Regions from separate parts of the Mus musculus genome. Here region 1 is linked to region 2. A link is a contact called in ENCODE Hi-C or POLR2A ChIA-PET data. All regions are on one chromosome and are shown on one strand. Each heading gives the region's core, a stretch centred on a gene start or an enhancer-like site at or near the end of the contact. The rest is flanking DNA. Distances are from core to core; before and after follow the strand shown. Region 1 holds the start of Znhit3 (zinc finger, HIT type 3). Region 2 holds the start of Pigw (phosphatidylinositol glycan anchor biosynthesis, class W).

Region 1 (6,956 bases), core at 2,471-4,970, 36 kb after region 2:
AAGCTAGCCAGGACTACACAATACGACTCTCTGTCTCACTAAATAAATAAATAAATAAATAAGAAAAAGACTATCACTCAGAAGCAGAGTAGCCCTGAGGTATAGCCGAGCTTCCAGCCAAAACAATTCAGAAAGCCAACCACATTCTATACAGAGGAAATGGTGTCAGAATACCACCCAAGAATAGTCATATCGAGGGAATTCTCAGTATTTGTGAGAAAACTCCCAAGAAACAAGACTTTAGTGACCTCAGTTTCTTTAATAACACGGATTTTTTTCTTGACATATGCTTTCACATCCTCCCAGGTGCAGCCAATGGGAGTTTATGTCAGTCATTATAACTGGTGATTGTTACTTCTTTATATGCCTCTATGGAAAACGTGTCTGCCAAGTGCAGCTTGTCCTGATGATGGGACACCTTGGTCAGGTGACTCTCCCCCGGGGGGTGGAGGGGGGGGGTATAAAGCTGGCTGCTGCACGACTTAGTCCGTGCTCCACTCTCCCATGCCCCACGGCCTTAGAGCACAAACTAACAGTTAACAAGCCTAACAGTTAACAAGCCCAGCACAGACTTACCTAGATTCTTTAAATTCTGCAGAGACACTCTGTCTTCTTCCTCATCACTGTTGAGGAAATCAGCTACGGAGGAGTCATCATCTGAGGAGTGTAGAGCACAGCTGGTCAGGCCTCAGGAAGCCAGGGCAGCCACGTCGACCACGTGTGTACTGAGGTGCCACAGGGAGGGCACACTAACAGTCGTGTTCAAATAAAATGACAGCTTGCTTCTCTGGCTTCACAATTAAACCAAGAGTAGGTGGCAGAATGGTGACTGGGCTTCACAAGAGCATGACATGCTGTGGTCTGCAGACAGCACCCTTCCTGGCCTCGTCGTGACCCAGGGCTGTGACTGTGAACGAGGCCTATAAAACCCTGACAAGCATAGTACCCCCACTTTCACCAAAGGCAGATACACCCAAGCCCATACTAGACGTTTCTCAAAGGACACATAGCCCAACTCTTTCTGTGACTCTTAAGAACCTCTTTGAGGCACAGAAGGGGCTGTGTGCAGATCTACAACACCCAGGAGGCATTAAAGACAGACGAATCCATGGATGCATGAAATGTGTGAGTGGAGGACAGCCCATTACTGCTGGAAATCTAAGGCGACTTCAGCAGCAAGGAGGTGACCTAATTCAAAGGAAGCCTCCCACATGGGCCTAACCCCAGGCCCAGGGCCCCTCCCCAGAGCCATGCTTCAGGACGCTAGTTTGTACTCCACCCTGCTGAGGCTGCTGCTCCCCCAAAAAGGCATCCTCCTGTATCCTGTCCATTTACCCCCTCTCCTTTCCTTACCATTTAGTATCTTTGAAATCAATTGAAGTGTGTTGTTTAAACTCGACCACCATGCTAGGTAGTGGTGGTGCACGCCTTTAATCTCGGCACTCTGGAGGCAGAGGCAAGGAAGGCCAGTCTGGCCTACAGAATGATTTCCAGGACTACACAGAGAAGCCCTTTCTCGAAAAACAAACAAACAAACACAACAACAAAAGCCCCAACCACCTCACCTTTGCTCTCCTCAGACCTCACAGGAGGCCCTGCTCTTCTCTTCTCAACAGGTCGGGCTTCAGAGCTGCACTGCTCTGAGAGAGACACAAATTTCAGGCATAGCCAAACACAACCCTCCATGCCAGCCAACGAGGCCGCAAGTCCCCATCACGGCCAGTGTACTGAATGTGTACTGGGTAGAGACACACAGAGGGAGAGACAGGTCAAACCAAGCGATCAGTCAGAGAACCGTGAGTAATTCCGAGTCCAGCAGAAGGGGCGAGGAAGCCGACTGAGCTTGGACCTGGGCAAGGTGGTTGTGTGCCCCACCCTACCTTCACAGGACTTCCCCCAGGATTAATGGCAGTGACTTCTATAAACATAACACAATTCATCAACAGTTACTGTATGTGTGCACCCATGTGCCGCTAGGACATGAAGGTCATAACTCCCAGGTCAGAGGGGTTTAGTAGTCATGGAACACATGGATAAGGTAAGAAAAGTCTGCTCTAAGTCTACCTGAGGAAGCCCAGAGACTTAACGGAGCGAGCTTTCACAAGCAGAAAGCAAGCATTTCGGCAGGGATAGGTCTGAGCCTGGGGTGGGAGAAAACAGCAGAGACAGAGGGAGAATGTGCTACATGTATGCAGTGTTTACAGAGGCCAGAAGAGGGAGTCAGAGCCCCTGAAGGGGAGTCAGAGCCCCTGGGAATGGACCTACAAGTTGCCTATAGTAGGCAGGTGCTGAAAACCAAACTCAGAACCTCTGGGAAAGCAACAAGAAGCTCTTAACAGCCGAGCCATCGCTCCAGCTCCATTCTCAATAGGTCAGGAACTTATTTTAACCAGTTCTGGTGGCTCCTATAATCCTAGCATTTGAGGATGACAAAGCATGATCATGATAGATAGGCCAGCCTGAACTACATAAAAAAAAAAAAAAAAGAGCCAGTCTCAGCTGGGCCGTGGTGGCTTGTGCCTTTAATCCCAGCATTAGGAAACTAAGGCATGGGGATTGTGAGTCTGGGAGGAGTATAGAATATATAGTTCAGCCAGGCGTGGTGGTGTACGCCTTTAATCCCAGCACTCGCGAGGCAGAGGCAGGCAGATCTCTGAGTTCGAGGCCAGCCTGGTCTACAAAGTGAGTTCCAGGACAGCCAGGGCTACACAGAGAAACCCTGTCTCGAAAAACAAACAAAAACAAAAACAAAACAAAAAAAGGAATATATAGTGAATCTGAGATACTCTTTCTCAGCACAAAATAAAACAGCACTTGGGAGGCAAGAGGCAGGCAGATCGCTATGAATTTGAAGCCAGCCCGGTCTACAGAGCGAGTTCGAAGGCAGCCAGAAACCCTTTATTGAAAAGCAAACAAAGAAAGAAGGAAAATGAAAGAAGAAAAAGAACCAGCCGGGCGTGGTGGCTCACGCCTTTAATCCCAGCACTCGGGAGGCAGAGGCAGGCGGATTTCTGAGTTCGAGGCCAGCCTGGTCTACAGAGTGAGTCCCAGGACAGCCAGAGCTACATAGAGAAACCCTGCCTCGGAAAAAAAAAAAAAGAGGAGGAGGAGGAGAACCTGTCTCAAAATACCACACACAGAAAAAGAAAATTTCTCCTATTGTAAATAATAAACAACCATATTTTAAAGACAACCATTGCTGGCTAATTGACCTCAGCCAAGGCAGTTTCTGCGATAGTGAGGGGCTACACTAGAATGTCAAGATGAATAAATAGCTAAGACTTTTCCCAAGAAAGCAGCTGACTTGCTTTGGATTATTTGAGACAGGGTCTCAGTCTGTAGTCAGGCTGGCTTTGAACTGGCGGGAATCCTCCCGCTTCGGGTTCCTGGGGGCATGGGGCCTGTACGGTACAAAGAAGGAGCAAGGGCTGCGACGGTGTCCCGGGGTCTTACCTTTGTGCTTCTGAAAACAGGGGACCGAACAGCTGTAATGAGACAGACAGGCTCAGGTCAGCACGATCAGCACGAGCGGCCGCAGCACGTACCCCTTGCCCGCAGCCGCCGCCCGCAGCCCGGCCTCCCTCCGAACCCACTACCCGCTCTGGCTCACTAGGGCACGCGGCAAGTCGGGCAACGGTATTTCGGCTTCTCCAAACAGACCACACAGACCGCAGTCCTACAATTCAGCGACGCCATGACTTCCCAGAAGACACCCGCGCTCACTCTTTTACCTAAACAAGGGCCAATCACAGCGCTCCGCACTCATTGGCAGTCAGAAGCAATGGATTGATCCTGTTCTCTATTCTAGGCCTCACCTGTAGAGTGTCGATACAGTAGATGTGCATTTAGAGCTGCTGCGTCAAGGATTTTTTTCCTCTGATTAGATCAGGCCACGGAACTCAGGATTTTTCTGCCTCTGCATCCCTGACACTGACATCACAAGTGTGCACCACCATGCCTAATCAAAGACATTAAAAAAAAAAAAAAACTGTATACGTGTGCGCCTGTGCCGGGGTAAATGATGTCCCTGCCCCAAGAGAGACCAGAAAAAGATATCAGATCCAATGGAGCTAGAGATAGGCGGGTTTGAACTTCCTACTGTGAATGTTAAGACTCAAACTCTGTAACAGCATCTAGCGGTCCTTACTGCTAAGCCACTTCTCCCAGCCCAAAAGACATTTGAGGCTGAGCTGCTGACAAATGCTTGTTGAACCCCGACTGTGAGTTCTACAATGTCCAGACACTGGGGATGATTGGAAGACGGTCTCTTCCCTAGGAGCACAAGGCTTGAAGTGAAAACAGAATGGGGAAAGGACTAAGGAAGAGACTGGAATTTTAGTGTCAAGCCGTGCATTTGCACGACTCTGAAAATGAGCCTGTAGGTTTTCTTGTGCTTCATGCCACTACAAGCCATGGTGGAGTTGACTGACTGCAGAGCAGATCAGTGGCTAGGCTAAAGGAATCCAGGCTAATGAGTCAGAATAGATGGGCTATGACTAACCTTGAAGGCTACTATAGACTTTAGTTATAGACAAAATCGTGGAGTCAGTTGTGTTAAGGTCTGAGACCCTGTTGCAGGGTGTGTCACCAGGCCCTACTTGGAATCCTGTTTTCTTTAAGAAACTTGCTCCTCTCTGAAGCTCTGAATTTGGTCTAACCTAAACTCCAGCTTCCAGGACCTTAAATCATGTTCCTCTCCCAAATGCCTCCTCCTCATCTATGTGGCCCATTCAGGCTCTAGGGTCCTTTGTTGATTTGTTTGTTTGTTTTTGTTTTTGTTTTTGTTTTTAAGACAGGGTTTCTTTGTGTAACCCTGGCTGTCCTGGAACTCATGCTGTATACCAGGCTGAGCTTGAACTCACAGAGCCGGCCTGCCTCTGTTTCCACCAGCCCTGCTCTAGGGTCCCTGTTAATAAGTGTGCGCATGAGCATCTGTGCCTGCTGAGATGGAGCTGCTGCAAACTAGGCAGTGCCTGGAGCCCTGACTCCCACTCTTTGAGTGTCTTAGAGGGCTTGGTTGCTACCTGAGCCCTTTTATCAATTAAAGTGGATGTCCAGACCTAAATTCTTGAGCTATTGAAAGACAAATGGAAATCATACATATATATTTTTTAACCTGTAGCTGGCAAAAGGGTTATTTCCATGATACTCGGAAGGAGTCTAATCTCCTGGATCTCTGCTACTGACAATTTGGTCTGACTCGGTAGAAAGGATGGGAAATGAGTAAGAGTCCTTCTTTAGTATCATGGGACCGCTGGAAGGCTCTCCAGGCCCAAAACACTGTCCTTCCGCTAAATCAGAAGGCCCCTTTGGCTCTCTCTTTGCTCCCGTCAGCCCGTCAAGAGCTTGCTTAGAATCCAATACAAATTCACACTGACCCAATAACCCTTTTCGTTCCTAGTCTTCAACAGAGATGTGACCTTTGGTTTCCAGAAGGTCCAAATTAAAATGGGACAACCAGAGAAGGCCAACAACTCATCCATGATCACATTTGAATCTGTGTCCTGTGTGGCAAGGGTATAAACTGTCACAGACCACCCGGATTTGTATTGTGTGTTTGTATGTAATGGCTGAAACCGAGAATCTCTCCTACACACACTTCCTGTGGTGGAGATGCTGCTCCCTCTATTCTGGAGGTCCCTAGCTTCAGGGATCACTGTCAGACTTTCTTCAATGTCCAGGACAGGAAAGGAAGTGTGAGGGGGACCAGGTGGGGGAATACCGAGGACACTGTGAATCCAGACTCGTTATCCAGTTGACCACACTTGAGGTTCCAATGGGAGCATCCTGGCTTTCTATGAACTCCAGTTAAACCCATCTTAGATGCCGCGTACTCCTCCGCAAGAGCCTGAAGAGCAGTGAAAATCCTTGGAAAGAAGCGAGACAGCAAAGAAAGGTTTCAGAACTCAGGTACCTAGCTACTGGCAGTCAGGCGCCTGTGAGCCTCCAGAGACTCTCGCAGTGTTGCATGCCAGCAACAGGCACCGCCAGAGGGCGCTGCAGGCCGCCGTTGGATCGGTGTAGCGACTACTCTTAGAGCCCAGCACACACCCCACTTTATGCTGTAGATTAAGCTGCTGGCAGCTTAGAAAAAAAAGCTAGAGTAGTAACTAAACCGTGAAGCGATGAAAAGAGAGTCTCCTGGGAAAAAGCAGGACAGTCGCCAACCTCGGGCTCTAAATGCTAAAGGCTCTCCAGGGCCAGCTCTCAGTGCCTCTTAGCTAGGAGCTCATGTAAACTCCAGGATAGTGGCAGTCCACCTGGAAGCTGACCACCTATGTTAGCCTAATGAGAATCTAGCTGTGCTCTGGGAACTTTGGGGTTACTAGCCTAGAGCAGAGTTTCTCAACCTGTGGACTCGTGACCCTTTCACAGGAGTTTCCTAAGACCATCAGAAAACAGAGATTGACCTTACAATTCATAACAAAATTACAGTTATGAAGTAGCAACTGAAATAATGTTATGGTTGGGGGTCAGCACAACATGAAGAACAGTATTAAAGGGTCCCAGACTTAGGAAGGTTGAGAACCACTGAATCAGAATATTTATCTGTTCTTGGGGTGGGAGGGACAGAGGAAAGGAATGTAGGTTCGTTGGCTAAACATGCAGGAAGTTTTGGGTTCAAGCCTCGGCAATGCAGAAGTCTAACATGGTGAGCATGGCTGTAATCCCAGAATGGGAGGTGGAGGGAGGAGGATGGAGAATTCAAGGCTCCATGGAAAGTTTGCCTGGGATACTGAAGACTCCATCTCAGGGTACACTCTCCTCACATGTAGCACCTATGCTCTTACTAGAGGCCTGGGGTTAATAAGGCTTGGAGACCTGTGGGATGGCTCAGCGGTTAAGAGCATTGGCACATGGTGGCTCATGACCATCTATAAAGAGACCTGGCGCCCTCTTCTGGCCTTCAGGTGTATATGCAGACAGTCCTCATTTACATAAATAAATTAACTTTA
Region 2 (7,269 bases), core at 3,799-6,298:
TTTTTTTAAACACTTGCTTCTTATTCCTATACTTTATTAAAAGACAGAAGTTCAGTATGAAAGAGGTATTGAAGGAACAGGAGAGACGACTCAATCAGTTAAGAGTACTTGTTGCTCTTGGAGAGGACTTAGGACCAGTATGTACAGGGTTGTTTACAACCATCCACAACTCCATCAGAACAAATGCTCAACTAACCTTTTCAGACGCCAAGCATGCCTCTGATGCCTATACATATACACACATACGTGTATACATATATATATATATATATATATATATATATATATGTGTGTGTGTGTGTGTATACATACACACATAAATAAAAAATGAATAAATCTAATACAAAAAAATGTTTTTAAAGATAATTGAAAAGGCCACAATTTGCCGGGCGCACACCTTTAATCCCAGCACTCGGGAGGCAGAGGCAGGTGGATTTCTGAGTTCGAGGCCAGCCTGGTCTACAAAGTGAGCTCCAGGACAGCCAGGGCTGTACAGAGAAACCCTGTCTCGAAAAACCAAAAAAAAAAAAAAAAAAAAAAAAAAAAAGAAAAGAAAAGAAAAAAGAAAAAGCCACAATTTGCTGAGCATGGTAGTATATGCTTTTGATCCCAGCATTCAGGAAACAAAGGATGGCAGGTCTCTGAGTCTGAGGCCAACCTGAAGTTCCAGGTAAGCCAGGAATATATAGTGAGATTCCCAACTAAAAGAAAAAAAGGAACTGAAAAAAAATGCGCAATTAAACCGGGCATGGTGGTGCACGCCTTTAATCCCAGCACTCAGGAGACAGAGGCAGGTGGATTCCTGAGTTTGAGGCCAGCCTGGTCTACAGAGTGAGTTCCAGGACAGCCAGGGCTACACAGAGAAACCCTGTCTCGAAAAAAACCAAAAAAAAAAAAAAAAAAAAAAAAATGTGCACTTACTTGCCAATACTCCAGAGGATCCAGGTTCAATTCTTAACCAACATGGCAGCTCACAATCATTTGTAATTCTAGTCTCAGGGTATTCAACCCCCCTCTTCTGACTTCTGTAGGCATTGCACACATATGATGCACAGAAATACATGCAGACAAAATATGCATTCACATAAAAATTTTAAATAATTCAGATCTTAATGTAAACACATATAACACAAACATTATAATCACAATTACATATTCATATAAAAACCACAAATACAGTGCCATAATGATATATAGAAAGTAAAAATTACCGCCATTCACCTTCCAGTGTCAAAACTATCAACAAGTGGGTGTGGTGGCTCACGCCTGAAATCCCAGCATTGAGCCTGAGGTAAGAGTACAACTGTGAACTCCAGGCAAAGCAAAATCTATGAACAAGTTCTTTAAAATACTGGTGTTTTCTAAGTTCCAATAAATAACAAGATTTTTACTTCTATTCTTTGCCCCCCTCCCCGCCCCCCCACCGGGTCTCTGTACATAGCCTTGGGTGTCCTGAAACTCAACATGCAGACCAGGCTGGCTTCCAACTCACAGAGATCCGCCTGCCTCTGCCTCCCATGTTCTGGGATTAAAGCTTTGTGCCACTTCTTTTGGCTTATTTTACATAATGTTGATATGTATTAAACATCCATGAATCTTCCTTTAAAAAAGGTAAAGTTTAATTTCTGTCATAGAAGACTGAAACTTCATAATAAAGTATGGTTAAGACTAGATTGCTAAGAACACATTTCCTCCCTTCTTATTCTTCTCCACTAAAATAATGTTATTCAAATACATATTTCTTACCCACTCATCACCAAAACTTTATGGTTTTACCTTGTAAATCAAGTACATATATAACTAAACAGTTGGTAAACATATAAATACTGAGCACAACTAAGGTCCACAAGGCACCAGTGTGTAATGTATCCATCGTCAGGTTAATCAGACCAGTTGTTATATTTGACAGTAAGAAAAAAAACAGCTGGTTTCTGTTCAGAGCTGTGATCAAACAAAGACTGGGTTGGTTTTTTTCAGCTTCTAAGATTAGAGATTCAGAATGGTTTTTATGTGTAGTAGGAGACTGTATAAGTTTCCAAGAACATGGAACTAGAGACCCTTTAATTAGAAATTGGGCAAAACTCAAAATTATACCACTCAGTAACAGACAACTAAGAAGCATCAGACTGGAAGCAACTACCCACAGACAAAAGGCTAAATTGGCCATTCTTCGAGATACTGCTTCTATGTTTACTTGCACTATATGAAGAGAAATGAAGAAGCCAACAGCTACTGAGAAAACCCAACAAGTAGCTTTTATCCAGTCTCTGACTTGTGCTCTTCCCTTAAGCACATACAATCCCGTTTGTACACCAGCCATGTGTATTGTCACATACCCCAAAGTGGAAATTATTCCCTCTCGGTTAGCATTTAAGAAGCCAACCCTTGTGCCACTGCCATCAGTGCCATACAAAAGTATCCTCTTGAGTGGAGTATAATCCAGGGCTAGCTGGTATACCACAGTTATGCTGACAGCCACAATCCACGACTTATTTAAAGGAAAAATAATCAAAAGCAGTGACGTTACTAATCGCACAACTATGATGGTAAAGAAAAAGTTCCAGTGAATGCCGTACTCGGTAGAATGTTCCTGGTAGCCTATGGACTTTATAATGACCAACCGTCCCATTCCTAAGAAGACCAATGGCCAGACAGAATACAGCGATTTTCTAAGATAATTAAATCTAGACTCTTCTATAGATTTCCTTCTAACCTCTGGACAAACCATTGCCGCCCCAAAAATAAAGCCACCTACTCCAAAATCCATTGCTCCTGTCCCATAAAGTTCAGTTTTGGCAAATCTTCTAGGGAAAAGTGGGAAATCCACGGCCAAAATGGCAATAGCCGTAAATACGCTGTTAATGACCCGGTAACAGGTGATTGCGGGATTGTACTCAGATTCTAGGCTGATTTTCAAGAAGTTTGCAAAGACTTTCTGGACAGGCACTTTGGCGTAGCAAGTCCTCCTGTGGTATATCTGATACAACAGCCATGCCCCCCAGACAATCACAGTGAGATTCTCGAGGAGGATAAAGGAAGACAATACAGTCAGAGTGATCACTAGGGGGACTATCAAGACAACAAAGTCCATGAGGAATCGTGTGCTCCAGGTGTTTGAGAAAGAGCATACGTGCTGTGAGAAGATGATCCAAAGGCCTCTACACAGGATACAGAAGGCAGGAAAGCACAGGCCCTGGGTCACTTCCAGCACACTGGTCCCACTGAGGTTCCTGACAAAGGCTTCCTTCAGCTGCTTTTGAGACATTTTCTTCCTTCCTGTGGAAACAAGAACAAAAGAATGGATTTGAAGAACACAACATTGTTGTGAATTCAGTAAAAACCTATGTGCCTAACTTGAATTTACATATTTCTTGTTTAAACAAAAGTTTAAGGGCTGGAGAGATGACTCGGCGGTTAAGAGCACTGGCTGCCCTTCGGGGGGACACAGGATGAATTCCCAACACCCATACGGAAGCTCACACCTGTCTGTAACTATAGTTTCAAGGTATCAGACACCTTCATACAGACACACATGTGGGCAGAACAGAACTTCAAGCCCTACTGGTTTCAATTCATGGACAGAACTGTCCTGACTCTCCTAGAACCTAAGATTATAGGAAGAAGTCAACAGTGACACACGAAAAGTATGAAAGTTCTAGTACACAGTTTTATCTTCAATATAAGGCAAATTCAAAACAAAAGTTGCTTAGCTCCCAAACAACTGTGTCTTGTTTTTGTTTGTTTCCTTGAGACAGTTTCTCTGTGTAGCCCTGGCTGTCCTGGAACTGTTTTGCATACCAGACTGGTCTCAAATTCAGGCCTCTGCCATGAGAGTGCTGGGATTAAAATCATCACTGCCCAGCTCTTTTTGTTTGTTGGGTTTTGACAGTGTCTGGCCATGTATCCTGAAACTTAATATGTAGATCAGTCTGGCCTTGAACTCACAGAGATCCACCTACCTCCCCGATCCCCTGCAATACCTAAAGGCATGTGCTACCACTGGCTGCCCTTCCAGAGGTCCTGAGTTCTGTTCCCAGCAACCATGTGGTAGCTCACAACCATCTATAACGAGATCTGGTGCCTTCTTCTGGCATGCAGGCAGAACACTGTATACATAATGAATAAGTCTAAAAACCACCACCACCACCAACAAACCATGTGTGTGGGGGGGGGGGGGGACGACTTCAGGGAGAGAGAGAAGTTGTAAATGTATTTTAGAGTTAGGGCCCTTGGTTTCAACATTGGGTACATAAAGAATGCATGAGCCTCGGGTTGCTCTTTTCCTATTTTACACACAGCCATATTTTCAGATTAAGAAGCAGGTGGACAGAATGGATGCACAGTGCATACCAGCGCCAGTGGCTTCTTTTTAATGCAACCTAAAACCTGTCACATTTTAATGTCTGAAAAGTTGCACCCTGAGAGAACACATCCGACAGTCAGATGTGAATTGATGTCCCTGACAATACACCAGCACCTCACCGTAAGTGGCCCTGCTCTTTTGGCCTTTTAAGTTTTTTTCCTGGCAGACCTGGCCACAACCACGCCCTGCCCACGACTGAGGGTCTCCGGCGTGGACAGAACAGGCTCCCACCGCAAACTGCGGGCACCCTCCGCTTCCGCCTCGCGAGCCGCGCTTCCGGCCGTCGCGGCTCAGCCTGTTCTTCCGGGACCGCAGATTCCGCGCGCCCCCGCCGGGGATGGCAACAGTCCGCACCCCGCCGAACTCCCCACGCCCTTCAGGGTCTTGAGCTGGGTTGGGCCGGGTGCTCTCCAGACCTAGCCGCGCGGCGGGTCCGTGGGAGGGGCGTCTCCCCTCCGCCCCAGGGCGAGGCGGGTTAGGTAGAGGGTCCCCGGAGCCCGCGTCAGCCTCGGGCACCGCGACCTGCAGCAGAGCAGCGCAAGGGCTCTCGGGAACCGCACTTTCCCACCCAGAACTCGGGAGGCCACGGAAACGCCACACCTCACACCCCGGACTCAATAGACCTCACCTCGCGAACAGCCCGCTAGCCGGAGCCGGCGGCCTGGGACGGGCCACGTGCGTCCCGCGCCGCGTGTGCACGCCCCGCCCCTGGGGAGGAGCCGGCGGGCTCCGGGCCATCGAGCCGCGGTTGCAGTGCTCCGCCAGGCGGCCTGGAGCTCCCGGCTTTCTCTCCCGGCCGCTCCCGCGCTCTCTCTCCTCCACGGGCTCTTCCCGCTGCCTCACCCTGCCCACCCGCCCTTCCAATCGGCCTGGGCTGGGACTACCACGCTGGGCGCCCGGGCCGTGGGACCGGTGAGTGCCACTCTCCACCTAGATCCAAAATCCCACACCGCCTGAGGAGGTAGGGAGGTCGGTGAGTCGCTCAGCTAAAACAGAAGGAGGCGTCTCACTTTCTAATTCAGCATTTCTCTTTTTACCCTCTTATGACCAAGGAGGAGGTAACACACAGCTCGTGGCTTTTGCCCAGGGCAAGGACCTTCACGGTCACTTTTCAGCTTGCCAGCAGGGGGCCGGAAAGGGGGTGTTTCTGGCTGACCGAGGCTGGACGTCTCTTTCCTTGTTCTACCCAGGGACGGCGGGAGAGACTTAAGGAAACTGCGCCCTTGACTAGGGTCATAGCCACCTTCCCAGAAAGGACGCGTTCTCTCAGTACCAGGTGCTTCCGGAGTGGTATCCCGGCCCTGGGCACCTTGGGCACGCTGCCAGTGCTGGAAGTGCTGGATCCGTCCAGGAATCTGGAGCAAAGCAGGCTGAGCCCCCATCCTCACCCCCCAGGACCCAGCTCTTTTCCTTATAGCCCTCCTTCTGTACTTCTTACAAAAAGAAATCCGAAGCAGAGGCGGAGAGGGTGGCAATCTGGTTACCACTTGCCTTGACTTGGTTGGTCCTTCACATACTCATTACTCTCCTCTGCCTACTGTGGTCACACCCTTTCCAGAAATTCTTGGTGGTAACCACGAAGAGGAGGGAGCAGGAGAACTGGAGAAAACTGCTTTGATCTGATTTGACTTCAACCAGGAGCTGACGCTGCAAAGTAATAACCAGCATTTACCAAGCTCTCTCGCAGGTCTCGCCCGTACGAGCCATAATTTTGCGCTTTGTGGTATGGTATTATACCATTGGCAATTGTATAAAAATGAGGCTTAGCTCCTGTAATATATTCTAAGAAGGTTGTGAGCTTTGGATTCTAACTTAAATGCGCTGTTGTGGTCTCCTGACTGGCCTCCCTCTCAAGATCAGCTTCCAGTTGAGTCTCCAGAGACCCTTGGGTGATGGGGTACAGTGTACACAGTGATATTGCCTAGCCCAGCCCTGATTCCCTTTTCTTCTTGAATTTTACCTCTCCCTGTTTCATGGCCATCCCTGGTCCTGCTTCTTTGGAGACTAGGTGTGTTCAAAGCTTCAAAAAGTCTGTATCGGGATTGACTCATCAATCCGTTATAGATGTCCCTCATCCTCACGCCTCATTGCTAGGCAGGGATGGGAGTCTGGGACACTCCCGAGTCTGGCTGAAGCTCACCAGTTTTCAGATACTGTCCTCATACAGGTACTCTCAAATAGATTCTTTCCTGGTCTCACCTTGTTTGTTCGAGATAAGGTCTTACAGTATAGCCCAGACAAGACGCAAACTCTGAGATCCTCCTGCCTCAGCCTCTTGTATGTTGAGATTACAGGCACATGCCACCAGTCTCAATCTCGTCTGTTGGGCAGTGGGCGTTCCCTATCTGTTTAATGTCTCCAAATGAACCATCAGCCCCATGCATAACACTAATTGTTCCTAGACAATGATATGATACTCAGACTTGTACTGTGCTTTCAAACCTTGACGTCATTGGCCTTCATAACCTCTCCATGTAAGGTACATTTAACTACCCCTATTTTCAAGGAGAAAATTTGGGCAGTAGGGTTGCCCTGGGGTCACATACCAATTCCCTTCTCATATGGCAGCTTCCTAGGGACATCAGTAGTTGACACCAGGCCTATTCTCCCTCAGCTGCTGGCTACATTTATGTTGGGGGTATTTCTGTCTAATGCTGATGATAGGGCCAAGGCTATCTCTTCATTCTCCATGACATACTGACCCAGAAGATTCTGCAACCCCTGCCCATCACTTACTTCCCTTAAAACTGCCCCTGGCCTTTTGCTGTAAGAGAAACATCAGAAAGTATCCCAGGTAGTCTCTGGAGGCTCTCAGCAAAGGAGTCTTACTTCCTAATTGGCAAGGGGATGCACAGTCTCTCCCTCTCTGCCCAGGCCTGCCTGGTTCTCATTTGGGATGCTCCCGC

What was found. A loop is a pair of places that touch in the nucleus more often than their neighbours do. ChIA-PET counts read pairs that join two places held with the same protein, here RNA polymerase II (POLR2A).
Region 1: a loop to region 2 is called in a map of left cerebral cortex, with 4 times the contacts of the local background. The contact joins the promoter of Znhit3 here to the promoter of Pigw in region 2. A Hi-C loop is called at or near these places in 5 of 37 maps with a recorded cell type or tissue (CH12.LX, left cerebral cortex and v-Abl transformed pro-B cells). POLR2A ChIA-PET finds 5 or more read pairs at or near these places in 4 of 5 experiments (Patski and embryonic stem cell).

Annotation. Positions count from the first base shown.
Region 1 is chr11:84,912,646-84,919,601 of GRCm38, forward strand. It overlaps Znhit3 (zinc finger, HIT type 3), which reads right to left and starts at 3,721. Exons shown (of 5, transcript NM_001005223.3): 1 at 3,611-3,721; 2 at 3,454-3,485; 3 at 1,566-1,640; 4 at 577-657. The coding sequence starts at 3,696.
Region 2 is chr11:84,875,237-84,882,505 of GRCm38, forward strand. Pigw (phosphatidylinositol glycan anchor biosynthesis, class W) reads right to left here and starts at 5,049. Exons shown (of 2, transcript NM_001077636.1): 1 at 4,992-5,049; 2 at 1,077-3,276. The coding sequence starts at 3,265. The coding sequence ends at 1,754. It overlaps Myo19 (myosin XIX), which reads left to right and starts at 4,934. Exons shown (of 25, transcript NM_025414.4): 1 at 4,934-5,275.